2 separate regions of the Homo sapiens genome follow, and region 2 is linked to region 1. A link is a contact called in ENCODE Hi-C or POLR2A ChIA-PET data. All regions are on one chromosome and are shown on one strand. Each heading gives the region's core, a stretch centred on a gene start or an enhancer-like site at or near the end of the contact. The rest is flanking DNA. Distances are from core to core; before and after follow the strand shown.

What was found. A loop is a pair of places that touch in the nucleus more often than their neighbours do. ChIA-PET counts read pairs that join two places held with the same protein, here RNA polymerase II (POLR2A). Pooled maps may share reads with other maps.
Region 2: a pooled map shows a loop between it and region 1 (2.2-fold over the local background). The contact joins the enhancer-like site here to the promoter of ARHGAP31 in region 1. A Hi-C loop is called at or near these places in 4 of 37 single-sample maps with no recorded cell type and 12 of 50 pooled maps. POLR2A ChIA-PET finds 5 or more read pairs at or near these places in 1 of 52 experiments (B cell).

Annotation. Positions count from the first base shown.
Region 1 is chr3:119,290,816-119,295,983 of GRCh38, forward strand. ARHGAP31 (Rho GTPase activating protein 31) reads left to right here and starts at 3,568. Exons shown (of 12, transcript NM_020754.4): 1 at 3,568-4,189. The coding sequence starts at 4,090. RefSeq lists an enhancer at 2,991-3,040 and a silencer at 3,881-4,000.
Region 2 is chr3:119,625,910-119,630,564 of GRCh38, forward strand. PLA1A (phospholipase A1 member A) reads left to right here. Exons shown (of 11, transcript NM_015900.4): 10 at 2,792-2,956; 11 at 3,475-3,902. The coding sequence ends at 3,559. Among named protein-coding and RNA genes, the nearest start is that of PLA1A, 30 kb to the left of the region's middle. Within about 2 kb of position 1,687, at least 15 of the 41 ENCODE cell types and tissues checked have a DNase peak (open chromatin) inside an H3K27ac peak, as active enhancers do; they include B cell, where a contact is called at or near this core.

The DNA of each region.
Region 1 (5,168 bases), core at 2,318-4,817:
CATAATTTATATGATCACCAAATGGCTTCTCAATTAGTCTTTCTGTTAACATTCCTACATTATCTCCATACCAGCTTGTTTCTTAGGTAATGCTCAGCCAAACAGAAATCAGATTTTGGAACCAAATCAGATTTTCTTCTATAGCCCCAGAAAAGACTCTGCTTAGAATAAGCAAGGAGAAAGAAAAAAAAATGGGAAGAGAAAGAGATATGTAGAGGAAGAAAAGAGAAAGAAAAATTGGAAAAAAAAAAAATCTAAAACAAGCACTAGATTCAAGTTTGGCATCTATCGCAGGACATACTCAACATTAAGAGGGGGCAGAAAACAAATGGGGAGGGGGACAGCTTTCCAACTCCCCAAATCAGGTTGTCACCATGTGACTTCATTATCTCGGTTGAAATATTGTGAACTCATCCCACCATTTGGTGTGAATAACTGAGTTATCATCAAGATAACCTTGAAATGCATATCACGTGTACATTTCAGATAAGGTTTGTTTAATCAGCACAGGAATAATAAACACTTTGCTAGGTGCTCAGTATTACCTCCATCTTGAACTCTTACAAACTTGAACCCAACTTAACATGAAGCAGGGATCAAAACGTCCATCAGGCCATTCCAGGTTGAAAATCCTATGATGCCAGAGGCATTCGGGGAAATTCTAAGTAAAGCATAGAAGAATCTCAGGGCTATGTTAAGGTCACTAACTGGCCTCACTGCTTCACCTAGACAGCCCTGTTTTTCAACAAACTACAACTGCCGGGTTTGATGGTGATTATGGGGATTTTGTACATAGCTAAAGTTATACTATGAAGTATTTTTGAAGTATTTTGAGAATTACTTGTAAATTATCGTTTGCATGCTTAACTGATAGCCTTCATTATGAGAAAGACCATATTTAATAAAAATTGTATGTAATTTAAAAATTAATTCAGACTTGAATAAAGTCTGTTGATTGATTAATATTATTGTATCAATATAAACTTTCTAATTTTGATAACTATACTCTCATTGTATAAGATATTAATATTTGGGGAAGTTGGGTGAAAGGTATATGGGAATTCCTTGACTATTTTTTTGTAAATTTTTTTTTTTTTGAGACGGAGTCTCGCTCTGTCACCCAAGCTGGAGTGCAGTGGCACCATCTCGGCTCACTGCAAGCTCCGCCTCCCGGGTTCACACCATTCTCCTGCCTCAGCCTCCCGAGTAGCTGGGACTGCAGGCGCCCGACACCACCATGCCCGGCTAATTTTTTTGTATTTTTAGTAGAGACGGGGTTTCACCGCGTTAGCCATGATGGTCTCGATCTCCTGACCTCGTGATTGCCCGCCTCGGCCTCCGAAAGTGCTGGGATTACAGGCGTGAACCACTGCGCCCGGCCTGTAAATTATTTATAAGCTGGAATTACTTGAAAGTGAAACATTAAAAGGAAGTTTTGAAATATTTAAAAAGGTAATTAACAGGGCTTGGCAATTTCTCCATTATTTGCACTCAGAAAAGGGGCTCTTTCAGCCTCTCTCTTTTGCTGACAAGATGATGAAATCCACGTAAGTCAGATGAAAGAATGAATGCAAAAGTCCTTGCTGAAGTAAACTGCTAAGCAAATGCTAATAGTGATCATTATAGTCCCATATGGAGCTGCTTCTCTATAAATAAAGGGAGGAACAAGCCATTGTACCAAATACCTTATCAGATACTCTCCAAGCAGTTTACAAAATGCTTAGAAATTGCTGCCCTAAAAGTAGGACTGGGGAGCTATTGAAAGGTTTTCAGCAAGGCAGGCAGGCATATAACAACAGCAATCCTTCAAGATGACTCCTCAAGCTTTTAATACATAGGATGGAGGAAGTGGAGGAGATTGGACTCAACAAATCCCACTAGGAGTTACTTTAATAATTGAGGAGTGGATGGTCCTCACTGAGTGGGCCTGGAAAGGAATAAACCAAGCTGAGAGGCATGGTGAAGAGCTCATCGTCTGGGCGGGACTACCTTGCAGGTGGGAGAGGAAGGAGACAAATGAGTCTGTGGTTACTTGAAGACATTTCACCAAGATGACTGGGGCAAATGCTTCTCAGTGTCACTGAGAGATGGAAAATGAAAAACAGGAAAGACAATTCATAGAGGTTGGGCTGCAAACTCAAGTGGCAGCAGAGGCCAGGCAGGTGCAAAAGGGGGAAGACAGGCCGTGGGGTCTGCAAAACTGCAAGAGTCGTCTCTCTAAAGAGGGTGCCTCCAAGGGGCCTGCCACAACTCAGCATCAGCCGTCCTTGCCATATGGGAATGCACTTGTGGTGTAACTAGATCTTCCATTTTTTCAAGAGAAGCCAGAAATTCAGATTTTATGTGAAATCTCTTAACTTTTTAATGCTAGCTACTAATTTTAAAACGTGTTAAAGCATGGTGTCTGCCAGCCAAGTACATCTATGGGCCAGATCTGGCAGGGTGGCTATCAAGTTGTGACCTCTGACATAGAGAAAATGTCAAGGGTCAAAGTTCATAGACTGTTAAGGTTACATAGAGAGACAGTGACTGTAAAGGGATTCAGTACCTAAAATGCTACGGATGCAGCTTTGCCAGCAATCTGAGCTGTATGACATATGCCCCTATCCTTCAAGCCTGTATATGGATTTGAATTTATACAGGAAGTTTCATCTAATCCTCAAATGGTTAAATCACAAGAATTTGAGTGCTTTCTGTGTGCTGAGTACACAGAAGTTAAAGAATTTAAAATCTAACTGGAGAAGAAAAAAACATGCCCTCTTGAAACAACTTGAAACAAATTATGAAAGAACCTGGGAGACTGCTTTCTTCACATTTCATGTGTCAGAGGCATCTTAAATCCTGGTTTGTCCCCCCCAAATCACTTCCATTTAGAAAACTTTGCAGTAGTGTGTGTGTGTGTCTTGAATATGTAACCAGAAATCTGATTTCCTGGGCAGTGGTTACAAAGCTGCAGCCTCTCTTTGCCCAGGGGTATCTTTACCCCAGAGTGGGAGGGGAGTGAGCTGAGGTGGGGGTGCACGAACGCTGCAGAGGAGGTTGGGATGGGAGTGGCCGGCGTGAAGCCACTGCCTGTCAGGTTTCTCCGCTGGAGTCCCCTGTTTGTCTCTGTCATTACTCTTTAAGTATTTGCGTAGCAGACAGGCGGGCACCGAAATAGAAAGTGTCAAAGATACGATGACAATGAGGATAAAACCAGGGCAGAGGGTTCTGAAAGTCCCAACCAGCACGGTCCCCGCAGAATGCCAGCGCACCTCCTCCCGCCACTTCAAAGAGCCGGCTCGGCGGGGCAGGAAGCGGCGGCTGCGGCTGCGGGTCCTGCGAGAAGAGCGCGATTTCCTCCGGGGCTGCCCAGTTATCTCTGGAGTCGCAGAACTGCTCTCGGGAGAACGCGTTCTCTACCCCAACCCCGTGCTCCTCAACCCACCCACCTACTTCCTCTAGCTCCACACACTCACAAGCACCGAGCTGCCAAAAATTTCCACCCACCGCCCCCCTCCCTAGCTAACTTCCTTCCAGCATTTCCTGAGCTGGATGATCCTAGGATTTGTAAGACAGGAAAAAAAGGAAGGCGTGAGGGCGGGCAGCAGCGACAGGATGCTTGTTTTTCGCTCTACCAAAGTCGTCTGAAGGCGAGACAGCGGGCCCAGGGCGCAGGACCCACCGCAGCCCCCTGGGCAGTCTCCTCGCCCCGCGTCCGCGTCGTCTCCGGGGCACTTAGTAAGGGGTGGGGAGAGCTTGCCCTCCCTCTTAAGCTGAGGAGAAACACCCGAAGACACCGCAGGAGCCTGTGAAAGTCCCTAGGACTCCAAGTGAGGAAGTGACACTCCCAGGCGAGCCGGCCCGCGGCTGCCAGTCTGCACGGCCTCGGCACGGCGGCCCCGGAGCGGCGCGGGGTGGATCTCAGGCTCTGCCGGCCCGCGGCCCGCGGGGTCCATGCGCAGGGCCCCCAGCCCAAGTTCTTCCATCTTCCGATGCGGCCCCCCAGAGCCGCGGGGCAGCCGGTGATCTAGCCCGGGAGCCCATCTTACAGCGGTGCCAAGCAGAGGGGCGGCAGAGACGGAGGGGCAGCCTCTTTGGGACTAACTCATGAAGAACAAGGGTGCTAAGCAGAAGCTGAAACGAAAGGGAGCCGCCAGCGCGTTTGGCTGTGACCTGACGGAGTATCTGGAAAGCTCGGGACAGGATGGTAATGTGCCTTGGCCTTTCTCCCCCGCCCCCACCTTCTTTTTGTTTGAGGGAGAGACGGACTCTCTCGAGTTGTGATAGAGTCGGTTCACAAGTTAATGTATTCCAGGCCTGTGCGCTCATTGCACTTTTTTTTCTTTTTTTTTTTTAAAGAACATAAACGATTCTTAAGGTGCACAGCGCTGCTGTCCCGACGCGCAGAGGCTGCTGTGTCAGTCCTTCCGTTTGCCTCACACAAGCTGTTAATGGGTGGTACTGCCGCAAGTTTACCGGGCCACCTCAGGGGATGGGGGTGGAAGCTGCAGAGGTCCCAATCCTAAACTTGGCACGTTGGAAGGGAGGGAGGAGGGGTGGACATGTGGGATGGTGATCAGTGGTCTTGCCTGGGTACAAAATCATGACCGCCTTAGCTGTCCCTCCTGGGCTCTCCAATTTCGTCTGCTCACATCTTTTTTTATTAATGTGTTAGAAGGCAGTTGCGGGTGGGGGGTGGGGGAGGATCCTGGCTGGGGGAGTGGTTGCACAAACATTTCTGAATTTCTGAGCTGATGCCAAATATATAGTACCTCCACCCCCTTTCCACAACCCCCTCCCCGCCCTGCAAGACCTTTTCCCTCCTCTTGGCTTTCAGATTAACATTTGGTGTGTCAGACAAGAAGAGTGTTGTAAAAAGGTCAGAGGGCCTCCATTTTTAAATAGTTTAGGGTAAGTAGAGAAAAGGAAAACTTCTCTGTTTTCAAGGTCAGATGGGGGTAGGGGGGAGTTGGGGATGGGGGAATCCAGCGGAGACAATTTAAACATTTGTTGGGGAAGGGGGAAAGAAAACACCATCTAGATTACAATAACAGCGTTTGAGCTTAGAAGTGTTTAATCATAGGAAAGTTGGAAAATTGAGCATTAAATGACTCCTTTTGTAAGGTTGACTGGTTTTGCACTTACCCTTGACAAAAAGGCCTTGTCTTCAGAAGCTTCAGCGAGAG
Region 2 (4,655 bases), core at 437-2,936, 330 kb after region 1:
TTCTTTAAAAAGCAACCGGTTAGTTATTCACAAGCCAGCGGGAGACAGATTGTCAGATAATGTCACTGTCTCAGTGAGAGTCCGGTCAGGAAAACAGAGGAGGTCCAAGAGAAGGAATTTAGCACAGTGAACTCATTACAAGTGTGTTGGATGAGCTGGAAAACAGAGATGGGGACACAATGCAGAGATTAATCACAACAGGAGCCAATACAACCCTAGGCTAGAGGGACAAAGCAGGAGTGGAGTTGGCAAAGCTGGGTCCACAGGGAAGGCTGCTTGGCAGGAGCTGAACCCATGGGAAGTGCGGCCCCTCTGGAACCCCTGCCCAAAGCAGCCACCCACCTGAGCATGCTTCCACTGGGTTAGACCTCACTGGAACCTGTTGGTGGGGGAACCTGCAGGGGAATAGATCAGTCCAGAGCAAACAGGGAAATGACCAGTGCACACACACTTAAATGAGTGAGCAATGCCCTGAGAGTGACAGCATAGAAGACAGAGTCTGACTGAGTCCAAGGAAATGATGAGCAGGCTTTCCAGGAGCTACCCAGGCCAGGCTTAGAGAGAATGTGACACCTCTGGTGTGTCTGGAGCACAGATTTGGGGTTGTGGGGATGCTGTGAGGCTGGAGAGGCAAGTCAGAGCCAGACCCTGCCAGGCCTTGAAGGACAGGTTTTTATCCTGAGAGTAGTTTGGAGAGCCACTGGGAGTTTTAAACAGGACAGTGATGAGATCAGATGTGAGTTTGGAGATATTTCTCGGGTTGGGATGTTGGACATGAACTCTGCTGTGAGGCACTACAAGTTTCTGCTGGAAGGAGTGCATTTCACTCCCAAAACCGTGGCCACTAGCTGGTGTTCCTTCTGGCTCACCCAAAGTCACACAGCTAGGTACAGCCATCAGGATTCCAGCACAGGCCTGCAGGTGCCCACAGAGCCTTGCAGATTGTGGCTGGATATCAGTAAGCCAAGTACCTTTCATTAGACCCGCTCAAGGTTGTGCTACTTCTAGAAGGGTGTTTTCATCATCTTCTAGCCCATTGGTAGGTCCAGCAACACTGGCAGGAGTCATGAAAATGACCCACAACCCTGACTGCACGTTAGAATCACCTGGAGAGCTTTAAAAAATACTGACGCCAAGCCCCCCAACCCAGACCAATCACATCAGGGTCTCTGGGCATAGGCTCCACAGCTACATTTTAAAAGCTCCCCGAGTAATTCCAGTCAACATCCACAGATTAGCGCTTCCTCCTCCATGAAGAGGTTCACATAACTCTTTTGAAGAAGGCACCAGAACATGATTCACTTCTTGCAGATCAGAAATTGGGGGAAAAACGGGGAGGTTATGTGTGGTCTTTTTCCAAATTTCTATAGCTTTATGCGACGCTAAGATTTCCTTCTAATTGGAGAATTAACCTGGGCCAACTCCCCAAACCACTCACTTAAAAGATTTTTCATATTCCTTGTATTTTACAAACTCTTCAGTCTAAGCTTAAAGGAAACAATCTTATTTATTCCCTCTGTAATATTTCAAAAGACTTGTGAATTTAAAAAAAGAGGGAATGGTTTTTAAACAAAATTATACATGATCTTCCCTCAGAAGGAAAAAACAAGTGATATGACTAACACTGGACTAAAAAGAACACAAAGAGGCCCTATCACCACTCTGCGAAGGCCAGAAAGGAACAGGAAACCCAGTTGGCAAGGGTGGTTCCCCACACCACCCCTGCCCCCGCCGAGAGGAACGCAGCGCCCTCCTTCTTTCCTCTTTTTCAGAGTCCCACTTGGATTCCAGGGAGGATCACAAAGGGCCCCACAAGTCAAATTCCTTCCCTAGCTGGGTGGTGCAGCTCTGCTGGGCGCCCTCCTTGATCCCCCACTCACCACCCTCAGGATCTGCTGGCTGGGCTGTGCCTTGCACTCAGCGTGAAGACTTTCCTCATTGAATCTCACGATTTTTTGCTTTTGTCTCCAGTACCTAGTACCTAGGGGGTACCACAGCCCTTTTGGAAGCACCCTGCTAGGTTGATCACTTCATACTCCTCCCTCATCTTTGTCTCAGTCCAAAGTGGTGCCTGAATCTTTAAACATAAAGGGAATCTGGGGGGGCAAAGCCAAGAGGCTGGGTTAAGACAGAACTGGATGCCATTTTCACTCTGAGTCTCCTCAGCTGAAGTCAGTATGAACCAAACCCTACGGTTCAAGTTCATAGCAGCATGTAGGGAAGCTGGAACTTACACCTAGTTGCTATGTGACTCCACAGCCACCTTGCCAGCTTAGGTAACTTGTCCAAAGCCATACAGCTGGGAAGACAAACCTGGGTTCCACCCAACTCTGTCTGCGCTTCATGATGTTTTCTTGTTGCTGTTTCCACCCACACATTCATACTTAGCCTAAAACAGAAAAGTCCTTACACAGAATTCTTTGAAAAGGAATGTCCTAAAAGAGGGTTTCTACTTCTGGGTAATTAGATCTGAAGGTGAAGATCTCCTCCAGCTAGGAATCCAAGAACGAGGAACAGTTTTTCCAGATATGAAAATCCAGGAGCTACTATTTTGTTGCAGTGTCCACTTGTTTATTCTAAAAAATCAACAACTACTTTCTTGGTCATATTCAAAGCTGTAGGTGTGGGCAGAGGGGCTGGTGAAGGTGACACAAAGGACTGTGGTAAGGAGCTAACCCCTTGGTGCATGACAGCCAACCAGTGCCACCAGCAGAGCCCGATCGGAGCCAAAGGGGAAGTACAGGTGGTAAGGGCTACAGTCATTTACTTTCCCTTTACCCTTTTCTTGCAGACCTAAGCAGCAACGCTATGGGAAAGGAATCATAGCCCATGCCACCCCACAATGCCAGATAAACCAAGTGAAATTCAAGTTTCAGTCTTCCAACCGAGTTTGGAAAAAAGACCGGACTACCATTATTGGGAAGTTCTGCACTGCCCTTTTGCCTGTCAATGACAGGTAAGCCCCAGTATTCACCTCTGCACCAGATGCACTCACACATCAAAGACCAGTCTTGGCATTAGATGTGCTGCCTATTGAGGTTCAATCTCATCATAGTGATTATCATCTTAGAAGCAGAGATGACAGACACCCGGTGTTTTCCAGAACCTCCTGTGGGACCATCTTGGGTTGGGGAAATTCCACTGTATTTGTTCTGCATATTTGGTTTCTATGTAAGATTTTATTAGAACAAAGTTTTCTCATTGCATATTTTCTCCTCTGTGGCCTCCACTCCAACTGTGTCATGGGTCACATTCATGGGTGTGGATCCAGAATCCACATCCCCTTTCCCTTCCTCTAAAGGCATTTATGTCATTAACCTTACCACCCCTGGGCACTTGGACCACAGGAACTGGCTCTTAATTGTAGGTGATTGCAGATTTCTTTCACCAGACATCATGGGAATTCAAAAGCCACACAATGCCAAGCCCTGTCTCCTCACCAGCCACTGCTCTCTTATTGCTCTTCTCTTCCAGAGAAAAGATGGTCTGCTTACCTGAACCAGTGAACTTACAAGCAAGTGTGACTGTTTCCTGTGACCTGAAGATAGCCTGTGTGTAGTTTAACCTGGGCAGGACACATCTCCCTGCATTTTTTTTTTTTTTTTGAGAGAGAGGTGTGATGAGGGATGTGTGTGTGCAGCTTATTGTAGACCATTACTACTAAGGAGAAAAGCAAAGCTCTTTCTTATTTTCCTCATAATCAGCTACCCTGGAGGGGAGGGAGAACTCATTTTACAGAACTTGGTTTCCTTTGCCGATCTTATGTACATACCCATTTTAGCTTTCCCATGCATACTTAACTGCACTTGCTTTATCTCCTTGGGCATTCGTACTTAGGATTCAATAGAAACATGTACAGGGTAAACAATTTTTTAAAAATAAAACTTCATGGAGTATCTGAATCATTTAATTGTTTTACTTGAATGGAATTCTGTTACCTACAAAAAGTTGAGATTTATACTCTGTGGGATTGGAGAAAACAGTATTGCATTATCGGTATTAAAATAGCAACTAAAAGAAGTACTTGGAAAAAGAGAGGGGATGAAGGGTAGGGAGGAAGATGGCACCATTTACCAACCCTTACCATTACCTCCTCTGGATATCTGGAAGGTTTGAGGGATCAGAGAGATCTTGGGGAATACAGGTAGATTTCCTCTGGGTTAGTGTTTCCCAAACTTTGATCTTTGTAAATAACCTTGTATCAGCCGCAGCCCAGCAAAAAACAGATGGTGCGCTCAATCTGGGTTATTTGAGGAGAATTTAAGAAAAGGACAATTTGCCATAGTCTTTTGTGGGGCAACCACAGGGATAATGCAGTTCCCTGAAGCTACTGGCAGTAGAAGCTGCTACTACCCTACCTGTGAAGAGGCCAGAGAAGGAGGGGAAGCACCAGAAGGCTGCAGACCTGCAGTGCAGGGACACAGCCAGCCAGCAGCAACCCCGCAGGGAGGGAGCAGAAGCACAGGTTCTCTGACTTCACTCTTCTTCCTCTCCCATTTTCCTGCTAGTGCTCCCCATTAAGGACCCCCAACAGAAGCCAGAGGACAAATAACACATTGACATGGCCTAACCAGGCCCGGGGCATACAGCAGGACAGAGAAGGTTGGAGAGTGGATGGGAAGGGGGTGCGGAACTAACAGATATGGCACACGCCT